Regions from separate parts of the Homo sapiens genome. Here region 1 is linked to region 2. A link is a contact called in ENCODE POLR2A ChIA-PET data. All regions are on one chromosome and are shown on one strand. Each heading gives the region's core, a stretch centred on a gene start or an enhancer-like site at or near the end of the contact. The rest is flanking DNA. Distances are from core to core; before and after follow the strand shown. Region 1 holds the start of LIN54 (lin-54 DREAM MuvB core complex component). Region 2 holds the start of PAICS (phosphoribosylaminoimidazole carboxylase and phosphoribosylaminoimidazolesuccinocarboxamide synthase).

Region 1 (7,414 bases), core at 706-3,205, about 27 Mb after region 2:
CCCTCTGTGATTAAAAGAAAGCCAATGAAAAAGCTTTTTAATCTCCCTATTTTAATTATTTTTAAAATTCTTAGTCTTACTACTGAGTCAGCAGCTATAAGGCATGGGTCAAATAACTGCAACATAAAAACTGTAATTTTAAAAAGACAAAACCAAATACCTACTGAATAATACAGCATCAGACAAATTATTTTTAAAAAATAATCATTATCGTCATCATTAAACCTTCTGAGTACCTCTAAGGTATTTCTCCTAAAAATTTTTTTGGGTCTCTTATTCTTCTAGTAAGTGAAAGCCAGACCTACAAACTATACACACCTATTCACACAAAATATTTCCCCTCTAAGTAAACTACAAAATTTGTGATATATGACACACTATGGCACAGTGTGTTACATATACTCTTTGTAGACAATTTGAATAAGGAAATAATATCACATATACTCTCTGTAGACAATTTGAATACGGAAATTTAGGGCTAATCATAAACATTACCCATGGGCATTCCTCAATACTAATCCTTCTGTTCATTATACACTCAATGTCATTGACCCAAAAAAGCTGGGGGAAAAGCATAGGGTCCAAATTAATGTATAAAAATTTTTTTGCCCAGCCTAAAAATTTGATTCACATGTAACTTTTCTGTAACACTAGTGTTGTGTGCAAGGAGACAGACTCCTTACGGATCTTTCAGCATAACCTAAAACTTAACATGGGTCTTCAGATAACCTAATAAAACAGTGGCTGTTATAGTCAATCAATCCAGCTCTCTAAACAAAGGGCTAGGCTAATCACTCCAGCATTTAGTGATTTAGAAATAACAGAGGTCTCAATTTATTTTTCCCAACTTAATGTACTCACAACAAATGCTTGCATCACCCCATCGCAACTCTCCTTCTTAACAATGAAGGTAAAACTCAGGACCAAAAGAGAGCTCCTAGAGCTGTATTTCATTTGCATTATAAAATCTACAGCAAAATTTTTCATAACTTTACTCTCTGAATTCATGAACTAGGTTGGCGGGGGCAGGAGGGTGAGTATAGAGAAGAACTTCCCTGAAAAGCATGAGTATAAAATATAACTGAGAGTATCTCAATTGTTATATGCCAAATGGCAGGGGCAAAGAGGTTAGTTACTCTAAGGATAACAGAGCATTAAAAATTTTTTTTCTAATTCTTACAAAACTGGTCCCTATTCTATAAAATGTGAACATCCACAACCCAACAAGTTACAGACTAGGATCTAAGACACAGATCTTAAATGCAGATAAAATGCCAATGCTCTGCCTCCCTAAAGAAACGTACAACCCCAAGAACTGCTGAACACCATCAAAGCAACACCCGCCAGAGTGGCTGTTTTAAACATTATATCAGGAAATCATGATAAGTGCTAGCGGTTCCTCTAGGCCTCAGCAGCAGCCTTAGGTATAAGAGCAAACTGGAGCCCTCTTAACACTCAAAGAATAATGTTGATGTCATGACGAGGCTACTGATTCTTCGCACTCCGGACAAGTCATTCCTTGATCCACCGCGCAATTCTTTCCCCACCCACCCCCATCCCCCCAAATAAAGAGATCTCCGGACAGAGAAGCCCTCGGGTACCCCATCCTCCTCTACCTCCAGCGGCTGCCGCTTTCTCCTCCCTCGGGCTCCGAGGTAGGGGCTCCAGAAGGTCCTGGGCAATCCCGAGCCCCGGCGGGGCTTGTTTTGCCCGTGCACGATAGCTCTGGCCAGCAGCTTCCTTTCCCAGTTTGTCCAAACTGGAGCGCTCCAGGGTACCCGGGGACCGAGAAGGGAGCCGGGGTGGCGACGTCGCCGTCGCCGCCGCCTCTGGTATGTCAGGGGCCGGGATTGTATTTCGAAAGATCCGCCATTTTCACCTCGTCATCACCATCACAGCTCAGCAGCTTCCCCGACAGCCGGAGCCCGGGCCGCCGCCGCCGCCGCCACCACCAGTAACCTCCCCCTTCCTCCTCCTCCCCTCCCCGCCCGCCCCACCCGGGAGGCGCACACCCACATATCCGGGGAAGCCTCCCGCCGCCCCGCCAACCTTCAAACGCACAAGGGCCGTGCAAGTGCACACGGGCTACGCCGAGACCTTTCACCCCCGGGCGGAGCACGGGCCCCCGCAGGGACGCCAAAGGAAGTCGCGCCACCTGCGGGGTCCCAAGTCCGGCATATTTTTGTTTGCAAGACCAAAAGCCATGCGGAGGGTGGCATAAGGACAATAAAGAACCCAAACTCTTTCATTTTCAGAGCAGCAACTTGAGAGAGATGGTGGAATGCGTTTCATTCACTGTGGCTATCTCAGGCACTAAAAACACTGTGAAAGACCTTTAATGTCATTCACCAACTTTGACATTTTACCCCACCCGCAGAACTACTTTGACAGGATGAGCTATTTCCATATGCATGTTCGACCTTTGACACCTTTGTCAATTACAGGCAGCAATCCTCATGCAGATGAAGTGGTCAAAATATCTAATTTAAAAAAATAAAGTTCTGAGCTATCTTCCTCTCCAACTTAATTTATCTGGTCATTTCTGTCCATGAACACTGCGACTTCCAATCTGTCATCGGTTTAAGACGTCAAAGCGCAACTAGATTTGAAATGATTGAACTAATTGTAGAAACATTCATGAATGATCGATTTCTAAAATATTGAAAATATAACTCTTAGCTAAAATTATTTGCCAAATGTTTTTTTAGGATCTAAGTCATCAAATTAAAAAAAAACCATCTGCTGCTGATATATTTGTTCTGTACAGTAAAAATAAACAGCTTGCTTCAGAACAAGATCCTAGAGCTACCTACTAGGTAGGTAAGAGTTACCAGCTCTTGTCATCAGTCAGTTGAATAAGTAACCAAAAGAGAACAGAGGTAATTCTTAATCATTTAAAAAATAACAAAACATAAGCTGCAAGGCTTCTGAAGAGATCAGCATTAAAAAAAAAAAAAAAGGAAACTGGCTGCCTTTGTCAATTTTAGAAAGAGTTAACCATCCAAAAGCTGAATTCTGTATCATTCAACCACAACATAAGCTCTGGGCAAACTGAATTTCAAGGCTGCGAACAGGGCCACTCTACTGTCTAAGTTAGTGTAGGAAGAGTAAGGTTGAAGTTGAAGTTGAAAAAGTCATTTCATTTCCCTACCTTGTTTCAATGGCAACTCCATATAAAAGTCGGTAGATTCAGCCTTCAACAAGGGCTGTCCACCACCCACCCCAATTGCTGTTTTTATATGCAGACTACCAGATGCTGAGAGTATAAAGTGTTCTCAATTACTTCATCTTTAAACTTCATTTCCCCACTGACGGCCCCGTCCATCCGCACTCTGCTTGGTTGTTTACCGTTGCTGGCCAAGCTAAGTCCCGGCCCGCTCCCTTCCCCCGTGCACCTCGGGAACATTATGACATTTGGCTGGTGGGCTTCGCGAGGAAAACGGACACGCACGAACAAGAGCCTGTACAAAGGGGCATAGGAAGAACGCGGCGGCGGGCAGTAGGGAGAGGAGGGACTGGCACAAAATGACACAGCAGCAAAACCGGTTCCCAGAAACCTGGGGCCGCCACGGGTGGCTTGTTGGGTCGCGCAGTGTGCGTGTCAACAGCCGCAGGAGCCCTTACTCCAGACCGCCGGGCAGGCGGCTGGCCGAGCGCTGGCCCTGCCGGGTGACAGCCACCCTCTCGGGAGCCGACGGGAAGAGACCGAGCCCCAAGGATCCTTCGCCCCCCGCAACCCAGCTTCAGGGAAGGGGCGCGGCGGACCCCGCTGGCGGGTTCCCGCTCCCCGCCAAGGCCCACCGGCCCGGGCTCCCGGAGGGAGCGGTCCAGCGCTCTCCGCCCGCGCAGGCACTCGCAGCGGGGGCCGGTTCCCCCTTCCCGCCAGCCCGCCCAGGAGCCCCCATCCCGGGGGCTGACACTCACCAAAGCCGGCGGCGCCGCCGCCTCCTGGTCGCGCGGCGCTCCCTGGGCTCCCAGCAGCAGCGGCGGCGGCGGCGCCTCCGAGACACAGACCAGGGTTTGTTCAAAATCACGCGCCCAGCCCCATTCCACCGCCGCATCCCATAATACGCTGGGCCCTCCCCGCCCGCGCGCCCCTCTCTGCCCGCCCCTGCGCTCCGCACCCCGCCCCACGGCCGGCTTCCTTCGCTCCGCCTCTTCCGCGGCGCCTCGTCCCTCCCCTTGGCAACCCAAGCCCGCGTCATTCCGCCGGGCTCCGCCAGGGCGCTCCAGTTCCACGTGACGCCGAGTGGCGCCCGGTCAAAGCGATCGCACGGAATGTTCCATCGGACTGAAGCTGATGGGGGGAGGACCCGCATCGCGCTGCGGTTGGGAGAGACCGTCCCTTCGTCTAGCTTTCCTTGTTAGGAAGTCCGGGTTGTAGGTGCGACTTCCAGGATATCCCGCTGTTTGATGTGCTTGAGTGAGGAGGTGATCAGTAGTCACAAATGCCAAGTCACTGTGTTTTTAGGCACTAGTTTTGCAGTGTCGCTAAAAAGCCACAGGGAGATTCATTGAGAGTTAAACTTATTTTGAAAGACGTTTTGCATTTCTTGCAACACGCAGCTAAGACTAACACAGTCAAAATTATTTGTATTTAATCACCTTTTATTTTTTCCCGCGATTTATATGATATCCAAATACGGAGTCGGATGAACAGACGCTGACAGATCATTCTGAGGGGAAAAAAAAATTATTCTGAGAGATTATTATCAACTGCTGTGAGTGCGACAAGCACTACATATACGAAAATAGAAAATACAAGAGTGTAAATGTAAGATGGTGCGATACAGTGTATAATTTGCTAATGGAGTACGGAGGACATACAGGTCAGCATGAGAGACTACCTCGGGAACATAATGGAGGAGGTGAAACAGTGTAGGGGAGGCAGCAGTCACTTTGGAATCAAGCAGTACTGGTATTTAATGGCACCTCCGTTTATTAGTGTATATTGTATAACGTTTATTTTCCTATCCAGCAAATAAAAATAACAAAACTTCCCAGGATTCTGATGGTTAAATAAAATGAAGGGTGTTAAGCAGGTACACAGTCTCTGCCTGAAATGTTAGTTCCCTTGTGCCATAATCAACACCCAGTACCAGCCCAAACACTAATAGTCAGGATTTAACAAGGCAAATGTCATGAAATTAGCAAAGCCTTGAAAATGGGAAGGTCTGTGACATGTGTAAGTAATGTGATAAAGTTGAATGACACAAAGGCTTTGTTGGAGATCAGCATTGTGAGCCCACTTTATGAGGAACCTTGAGAGCTAGTGTGAGAAATCCTCATGGTAAAATGATTGATGGTGCTGTTGGGGCACCACTGGAAGGAAGAAAAGAATGAGATGGGGTACCCAAAACTGGCTAGATTTTAGAGAGACCAAAATATCTCAAAAAAAGGAGACCCTTTCCCAGTTTATTCCACAAGGCAGCATAACTCTTATACTAAAACCCAAGACAAACAGTACCCAAAAAAGAGAAGGGAAACTTCCTTTCTTGCTATGATTTTGTTATGAAGGCAAAATTGAGTATTTAGTTGTTATTGGTGCTGTGGCTCACACCTGTAATCGCAGGACTTTGGAAGACTGAGGCAGGAGGATGGGTTGAGACCAGGAGTTTGAGACCAGCCTGGGCAACATAGTGAGATTTCATCTCTACAAAAAAAATTTTTTTAAATAAAAAGAATTAAGAAGTTATCAGACCGGGCGCAGTGGCTCACACCTGTAATCCTGGCACTTTGCGGGGCTGAGGGAGGTGGATCACCTGAGGTCAGGAGTTTGAGACTAGCCTGGCCAACATGGTGAAACACTGTCTCTACTAAAAATACAAAAATTAGCCGGGCGTGGTGGCATGCGCCTGTAGTCCCAGCTACCCAGGAGGCTGAGGCAGGAGAATCACTTGAACCCGGGAGGCAGAGTTTGCAATGAGCCGAGGTCATACTACCGCACTCCAGCCTGGGCAACAGAGTGAGACTCTTTAAAAAAAAAAAAAAAAGATGTTATCAAATTCCAGCAATGTGGTAGTAAAAAGAATTTACATCATGACAAAGTATATGGTTTAACCGAAACAGTGATTTAACATTAAGAAATCTACTAGTGTAATTTATTAGATTGAAGGAGAAAAACCAAATGATAGTCTCTAGAGATACATTGTATAACATTCAATAACCACCCTGAATTTTTTAAATTCTTAGTAAACTAGAAATAAAAGAATGTTTCCTTAATTGGATCAAGATAATCATCAGAGAACAACACCATACATTTCAGTGAAATGGCAGAGGCTTTCACCTTAAAATCAGAAACTCAATAAGGAGGCAGGGATATAGTAGCTGTTTACCGTTTTTGAGTGTGTCCTAGCTAAGTTAAATAAGAAAAAATGAAAGAAGAGGTATAATATAAAGGAAGAAGGAGACTAAATGGTCCTTATTAAAAATAATCAGGCCAGGCACAGTGGCTCATGCCTGTAATCCCAGCCCTTTGGGAGGCCGAAGCAGGTGGATCACAAGGTCAGGGGTTCGAGACCAGCCTGACCAACATAGTGAAACCCCGTCTCTACTAAAAATACAAAAATTAGCTGGGCGTGGTGGCGGGCACCTGTAATCCCAGCTACTCAGGAGGCTGAGGCAGGAGAATTGCTTGAACCCAGGAGGCGGAGGTTGCAGTGAGCCGAGATCGCGCCACTGCACTCTAGCCTGGGCGACAGAGCGAGACTCCCGTCTCAAAACAATAAACAATAAAAAAAAATAATAATCATAGGGGCCAGGCGCGGTGGCTCACACCTGTAATCCCAACACTTTCAGAGGCCGAGGCAGGTGGGTCACGAGGTCAGGAGTTCAAGACCAGCCTGGCCAACATGGTGAAACCCCATCTCCACTAAAAATATAAAAATTAGCCAGGTGTGGTGGCCGGCGCCTATAATCCCAGCTACTCGGGAGGCTGAAGCAGGAGAATAGCTTGAATCCGGGAGGCAGAGGTTGCAGTGAGCTAAGATCACACCATTGCACTCCAGCCTGGGACAGAGCAAGATTCTGTCTAAAAATAAAAATAAAAATAAATGAAAATAAAAACAATCATAAAGAGTTATTTTTCCTATTTTTGTTTGGTTTTGTTTTTTGAGTCTTGCTCTGGCCAGGCTGGAAGGCAGTTCCTCGATCTCGGCCCACTGCAACTTTCGCCTCCCGGGTTCAAGTGATTCTCCTGCCTCAGGCAGAGTGCCAGGTAGCTGGGATTACAGGCTCGGGGGCCATCACACCCAGCTAATTTTTTTTTTCATATTTTTAGTAGAGATGGAGTTTCACCATGTCGGCCAGGTTGGTCACGAACTCCTGACCTCACATGAGCCACCCTCCTCAGCCTCCCAAAGTGCTGGGATTTCAGGTGTGAGCCACCGCGTCCGGCCTCATAAAGAGTTCATTT
Region 2 (6,603 bases), core at 97-2,596:
CGAAAACCTTTAGGTGTTGAAGGACCTGGACTGGCCGCCACGCCACACTAGCCTATTACAGGAGCAGCCACAGGCTCCGGGAGACTAGAACCCGCCTGCAGTCGGGGAGGAGCCCTGACCCAGCTAGACCAAGCAAACCGGCGGTTTACAAGCTGGCCAGCCTCTGGATGGGTGCACACACCGGGGGGCGGGGAGGGAGAGAGCCCCTAAAAGGCATAAGTGGCTGGGAGGGTGGGCAGGACAGGCTAAAGTTCATGGAAGCGAGGTGCCCCTCGTGCACGCCTAGGCAACCCGGTCGACGCCACAGGCAGGTACTGGCTTAGGTCGGAGAGGTCGGTCCTCCCGGGCCCTCGGGCGCTCATGAGAACGCCGACTGCGGGAAGCGGCTCCGAGAGATGGAGACGCACGCCCCCGCCACCCCCACCCTGTTGCTCACCGGTGCTGCAGCCCCACGAGTCCCAGAGTGATCACATGCGGTACATCCAGCTGCGTGGGCCACTCTCCTGAGGCGATGCACCCGAACACGCCACATTCCTCTCGGATCCCCAACTCCTCCAGCTCCATGTCGCCGCCGAAAGCACGTGGAAGGACCTGCCGCTGCGGCCAAGGTGTAAGCACCAACCAGCTGCCAGCTCGGCCCGTCGAGCTCAGAAGCTCGCGCTCGCGACAGGCTCTTCCTTCCCGAGGGTGGCCCCAGCTACTGCGGCGGCGCGCGCTGTCCCTAGGTGGCGTGGCCAGCTCAGCCCTGCTCCTCCCCCTCCGAGTCCACCAACGAGCGAGGGCGGAGGGGCGGTCCCGCGGCTGAGGGGCGGGGTCACGGATGCTGTAGGGTGGAGCTAGCCTTCCCCTAAGAGCTGCCTGGAAAGCTGTATTTGCTGCACGTGGAAATCTCCGTTATTTTCCAGCACCCAACAGTAGCGTAATGGGAGTAACGGACTTAACCTCATTTCTCTTTCAGAGCATTTAGCCTTCATATGCCCTTCCCTGCATGCTTCCCCCAGGCCGTCAAGACTTGGTACGCTCCAACTTCTGAGTCGCTCCCGCAGCCGAGAAGGGGCCGGGGTATGCGAGCTTCCGCAGAGTGGGGAGGGGCCGCCAGTGCGCGCCACTTTTCGCCTGTCCGGGCACTGCGCCAGCGCGGGGCGGCCCGGAGGCGGGGTCGCGTCTCTGCGCCTGCGCGGCGGGAAGCCAGTGGGGCGTTGTTTCGTCCGATATCCGCGTTTCAGTCTCCGCCCATACCCCTCCGGGTTAGGCGGCTGTAGCGGAGCTCGAAAAGAGTGGCGCAGGGTCGCGCGGCCCCGCCTCCTTCCCCGCCCAGCGAAGCTCTCTGACCACCCCTCTTTTCTAGAGTTCTGCCTCGCTTCCCGGCGCGGTCGCAGCCCTCAGCCCACTTAGGATAATGGCGACAGCTGAGGGTGAGTAACAGGGATCCGGGCCCTTCACGGTCTCCCTGACCCCCAGGCCGTGAGCTCGCGGCCACGTGCGAGCCGCGAAACTCTGTCCCGCCTCCCTGCAGCAGCGCCTCTAGGCAGCCGCGCGGGCGCACACGTGGCCCAGGCGCTCCCGGGCCTCCCCGAACTTTACTGCCTCGGGGATGGGGAGAAGGAGCAAAGTAGAGGAGAACGAGAAATGGCCAAGGGGTGGAAAGGTGCCTGGAAGTATTATTTATAATCAATAGCTATTGCAAAATACAAGCAAATCAGTCTTGATTCGTCAAAACCTGAGTCTTGCTTTGCCCGTTAGGTTAATGACCTTTCTAAGAAGGTTAATAATTGAAACTTTTGAAAGACCTGTCTAGAGGCCGGGCCTGGTGGCTCACGCCTGTAATCCCAGCACTTTGGGAGGCCAAGGCGGGCGGATCACCTGAGGTCAGTAGTACGAGACCAGCCTGGCCAACATGGCGAAACCCCGTCTCTTACTAAAAATACAAAAAATTAGCTGGACGTGGTGGCGCGCGCCTGTAATCCCCAGCTACTCAGGAGGCTGAGGTAGGAGAATCGCTTGAACCCGGAGGCGGAGGTTGCAGTGAGCCGAGATCGCGCCATTGCACTCCAGCCTGGGCGACAAAGCGAGACTCCGTCTCAAAAAAGAAAAAGAAAAACCTGTCTAGGGGGCGTGTGTGTAAGTAGTCTTTGATGCCATGGTGTGTGTGTGTGTGTGCACGCGCGCGTGAAGTAGTCTTTGATGCCACGATAGCTTGGGGTGTGTGTACGTGCGTGTGCGTGTTTAAGTAGTCTTTGATGTCATGGGTGTGTATGTGTGTGCGCGCGCGTGTTGAAGTAGTCTGATTCCATGATGGCTGGGGAGGGGGGCTGTTTTTAGGTAGTCTTTGATGCCATGATGGTGTGTGTGTGTGTGTGTGTGTGTGTGTGTGTGTGTGTGTGTTCGTTCCAGTAGTCTTTGATGCCACGATGGCTTTGAAGAACTCCAAAACCTTTAGGCAAAAAAGTTGCACTATCAGGAAAGATTGTTCTTGCTATTTATGCTGGAAAAAAACAAATGCTGGTTTTTTCCACACACCCAGTTGCTATATGTATAGTGAGGCAAATTGCTTTTGTGGCTGCTGGGTACATTCTTTTCCACATAGAAAGTAACTGAATTCAGATTTTAAAAAGCTGTAGACTCAGGCCGGGCGCTGTGGCTCACGCCTGTAATCCCCAGCACTTTGGGAGTCCCAGGCGGGCGGATCACGAGGTCAGGAGATCGAGATCATCCTGACCAACATGGTGAAACCCCGGCTCTACTAAAAATGCAAAAATTTGCTGGACGTGGTGGCGTATGCCTGTAATCCTAGCTACTCGGGAACCTGAGGCAGGAGAATCACTTGAACCGGGGAGTCAGAGGCTGCAGTGAGCCGGGATCGCGCCACTGCACTCCAGCCTGGCGACAGAGAGAGACTCTGTCTCAAAAAAAAAAAAAAAAAAAAAAAAAAGCTGTAGACTCAGCAAAAAAGATTCAGATGATATTGAGTATCAACTCCCTAGAATCAAGGCAAGGACCAGAATTTTTCTTGCAATCATGGTACCTGTACCTCTAAAATGGCAAATCTCTAAAATCTTTGCTCTTCCACTTCTTTCCATTTGTGTACCGTTGGCAGGTTGATTTTTCTTAAATGTCACTTTTATGGTCTCTAAAAGGCAAAAGTGGCAACAAAGGCAAAAATGGCATCTCTAGAGATGTTAAATCCAGTCTGTCCAGTCTGAAATCCCTTTTCATTCAAATCCTGAATACTGCTATCCCTTCTACCTCTTCAGCCCTAACTTTGATTTTTCTCTCCTGTGAATCCTTAGCTATGTTCCAGTCAGGTTAATTCACCAAAGTTTGTTTTTCATTATATACATTTTATTTATATTATTTTTCCCAGAACATTGCTGGCTAATGGAAATATAATGTAAATTTGTCTTCTATAAGCCACATTTTAAAAAGTAAAATAATAAAAAAAACTGGTGCAATGTGTTTATATATATATATATATATATATATATATATAAAAGGTTTTTTTTGTTGTTGTTTTTTGTTTGTTTTGCTTTGTTTTTGAAATGGAGTCTCGCTCTGTGTGGCCCAGGCTGGAGTGCAGTGGCAAGATCTCAGCTCACTGCACCCTCCACTTTCCAGGTTCAAGTGATTCTCCTGCCTCAGCCCCCCAAGTAGCTGGGATTACAGGCACACTCCACCACACCCGGCTAATTTTTTTTTGTATTTTTTAGTAGAGTCAGGGTTTTGCCATGTTGGCCAAGCTGGTCTCAAACTCCTGACCTCAAGTGATCTGCCTGTCTCAGCCTCCCAAAGTGCTGGGATTACAGGCGTGAGCCCATTTTAATATATTTTATTTAACCCTATATACACAAAATACATTTCAACATGGAGTCAAGATGAAAAATTCTTTAGATATTTTACAATTTTTTATATCGAATGCAGTATATATTTTAACAAATGACATTTCAACTTGTAATAGCCACATTTCTAGTGGCTGCCTTATTGGACAGCAGAGTCCTAGAATTTTCTTATCCTTTGTGTAAATTCTGTGCTTTCCCAGACTCTTAAATTTCAATTCCATGAATCATTTTCAGTCCTCATCAATCTTTCCAGAATTCATCTACAAATTTGTAGCAACCATTTTGGTACTTGCAGGGTATGTCACGTATGGTTGTTTCTTATGTTGTTTCTACCCATTAATTCAAATTCCTTCCCTCTTTAATGACTAAGTAATACAGATTCAACTAAATTAAGGGGAGGGGCATTAGATACAAACTTTGCCCGGGCTTACTGCATATTAATATATATAAATGTTAATTTCTTTATCTGATCTGGGCACTGTTTTTTTTGTTTTTGTTTTTTCTTGAGACGGAGTCTCCCTCTCTTGCCCAGGCTGGAGTGCAGTGGCGCCATCTCAGCTCACTGCAACCTCCGCCTTTCAGGTTCAAGCGATTTTCCTGCCTCAGCCTCCCAAGTAGCAAGGATTACAGGCGTGCACCAACACATCCGGCTAATTTTTGTAATTTTAGTAGAGACAGGATTTTACCATGTTGGTCAGCCTGGTCTTGAACTCCTAACCTCAAGTGATCCGCCCGCCTCGGCCTCCCAAAGTGCTGGGATTACAGGCATGAGCCACTGTTCCCGGCCCACTGTTCTTTACCCTTCCCTCTCTTTTATCCTCCATGATGAATTCTCAAAGCTACTATCTTAAATATCTTGCATCTTTGCCCACTACTCTTTCCTTAGACCAAGACATTTCTTTTTCTTTTCCTTTTTTTTTATTGAGACAGGGTCTCACTCTATCACCCAGGCTTGAGTGAAATAGTGCAAATCTTGGCCCACTGCGGCCTCGACCTCCCCAAGTAGCTGAGACTACAGGCATGCACCACCATGCTGGGCTAATTTTTGTTTTTTTGGTAGAGATGGGATTTTGCCCTGTTGCCCAGGCTGGTCTTGAACTCCTGAGCTAAAGCAATCTGCCCTCCTTGTCTTCCTAAAGTGCTGAGATTACAGATGTGAGCCACTGCACCTGGCCAGACGTTTCTTGTTCAAGTTACTGCAACAGCATCCTAACTGGTCTTCCAAGCTCTAGTTTTTGTTCACTCACCCCTTCCTCCCTTCATTGTCCATACAGAAGCCGTAATGATCTTTCCAAATAGCGTTTTGCTTTAGCACTTAAAAGCCTTATAGCTCTTCTTGGGTTAAAGTCTAAACTCAATCAGCATGGCTTGTGAAACAAGAAGGATGTGTAGCAAAATGGAAGGGAAGTTTTCCAGGCCTAGGAAAGAAGAGATTGTCAGAAGCTAGGGGAAGATTGTATAAGAATTAAAGATGTTGGAGTTCTAGATAGGAAATAGACAAATAAGAGTTTGGAGCAGTAAGCCAGGGCTGTATCTTAAAGGGACTTTTAAACCATGTTAATGAGTCTAGACATTACATTAGGGAGGGTAGAGATTCATCCTCTAAATTAGGTGCCCTACAGTGGCAACTGTTAACTAAATTACAACTACTTTGTTTAATGGTTACCTCCACTAGCTGGTGATGTGGCCCCTGTCCAACTCTTAAGTCTTGTCTCCTGCCATTCTTTAGCTGCAGCCCCCACCCCTTCCCCTGCCCAACAGCAATGTACATATACCCAGAGCTCCAGCTCCAACCAGACTGAAGTTCTGCAATCCACTTTGACCACCTTGTATTTATTCATCAACACTACCTACCCCTTTCTCTCCTTTGGCTAAATTTCGATGATTCTTCAGATTTCAACCTGTCACTTTCTTGTAGACTTCTTTTTCTAATGTCTAGACTAGTCCCATAGTCTGTATTTATTGCATTCTATTATTATGATGTCTTATTTAATATCAGCTCCCCTCAGACTCAGGTCTCTTGAGAGCAGGAATTATTATTTACTGGTACATCCCTTGGCACATGGATACACCGGGAAAATGTTGATACTGAGAGTGTTGTGGAAGTATGAGGGTTGATTTCTCTCTTTCGAAATTTTAAGTTCCTAAACATCTGTTATCTTTACTCTTTCTCTAAATCATCCTTTTGTGTACTTCTTAGGTTTTGTGACCAGCATCAAAATTGGATTCCTTTGTGCTCACTTCCTCACAATTTCTTACAACTGTTAGTGAAGAGAAAGGATTAATGGGGGCAGGGACAGGATTAAGAAATAGAGAGGGATGCTTCCAAATGTGCTAACTTCAATGGGATGGCATGCCTCCTCTTGAATATTAACTTGAAATCAAGAAACTCATCTGGCTGAATGTTCCCATTTTGCCTACAAAAAAGCAAATATCAGCAAAAATCGCATATTTTTTCCTGCAAGATAGTTTAGATACTATACTGTGAGTGTGTCTGTGAAAATACTAGTATAGTTACATTACTTTAAGTGGGTCTTAATTAATTTTAATTCTAGTTCAGTTCTGCTATGAGAGGCAGGTTAATAGTGGAAAGAGCACAGGATTTGATGTCAGAGGAGTTAGGATTTTATCTACCTCTTATATTTCCTAACTGCATGACCCTCAACCCTTTTGATTTCTGCTTTACTAATTTCTACAATTATTTATGTAATTAAAATTCTTCACAAGATCATGTGAATCAAATGTGATGGTATGAGAAATACATTGT

What was found. ChIA-PET counts read pairs that join two places held with the same protein, here RNA polymerase II (POLR2A).
Region 1: POLR2A ChIA-PET joins it to region 2 with 14 read pairs in OCI-LY7. The contact joins the promoter of LIN54 here to the promoter of PAICS in region 2. POLR2A ChIA-PET finds 5 or more read pairs at or near these places in 2 of 52 experiments (HepG2 and OCI-LY7).

What each region holds. Positions count from the first base shown.
Region 1 is chr4:83,008,868-83,016,281 of GRCh38, forward strand. It overlaps LIN54 (lin-54 DREAM MuvB core complex component), which reads right to left and starts at 1,956. Exons shown (of 13, transcript NM_194282.4): 1 at 1,617-1,956. RefSeq lists enhancers at 1,796-1,895, 3,777-4,662, 4,270-4,399 and silencers at 1,966-2,045, 3,770-4,099.
Region 2 is chr4:56,434,914-56,441,516 of GRCh38, forward strand. PAICS (phosphoribosylaminoimidazole carboxylase and phosphoribosylaminoimidazolesuccinocarboxamide synthase) reads left to right here and starts at 1,347. Exons shown (of 9, transcript NM_001079524.2): 1 at 1,347-1,415. The coding sequence starts at 1,400. PPAT (phosphoribosyl pyrophosphate amidotransferase) reads right to left here and starts at 702. Exons shown (of 11, transcript NM_002703.5): 1 at 437-702. The coding sequence starts at 564. RefSeq lists enhancers at 407-586, 1,434-2,317 and silencers at 677-876, 1,017-1,306.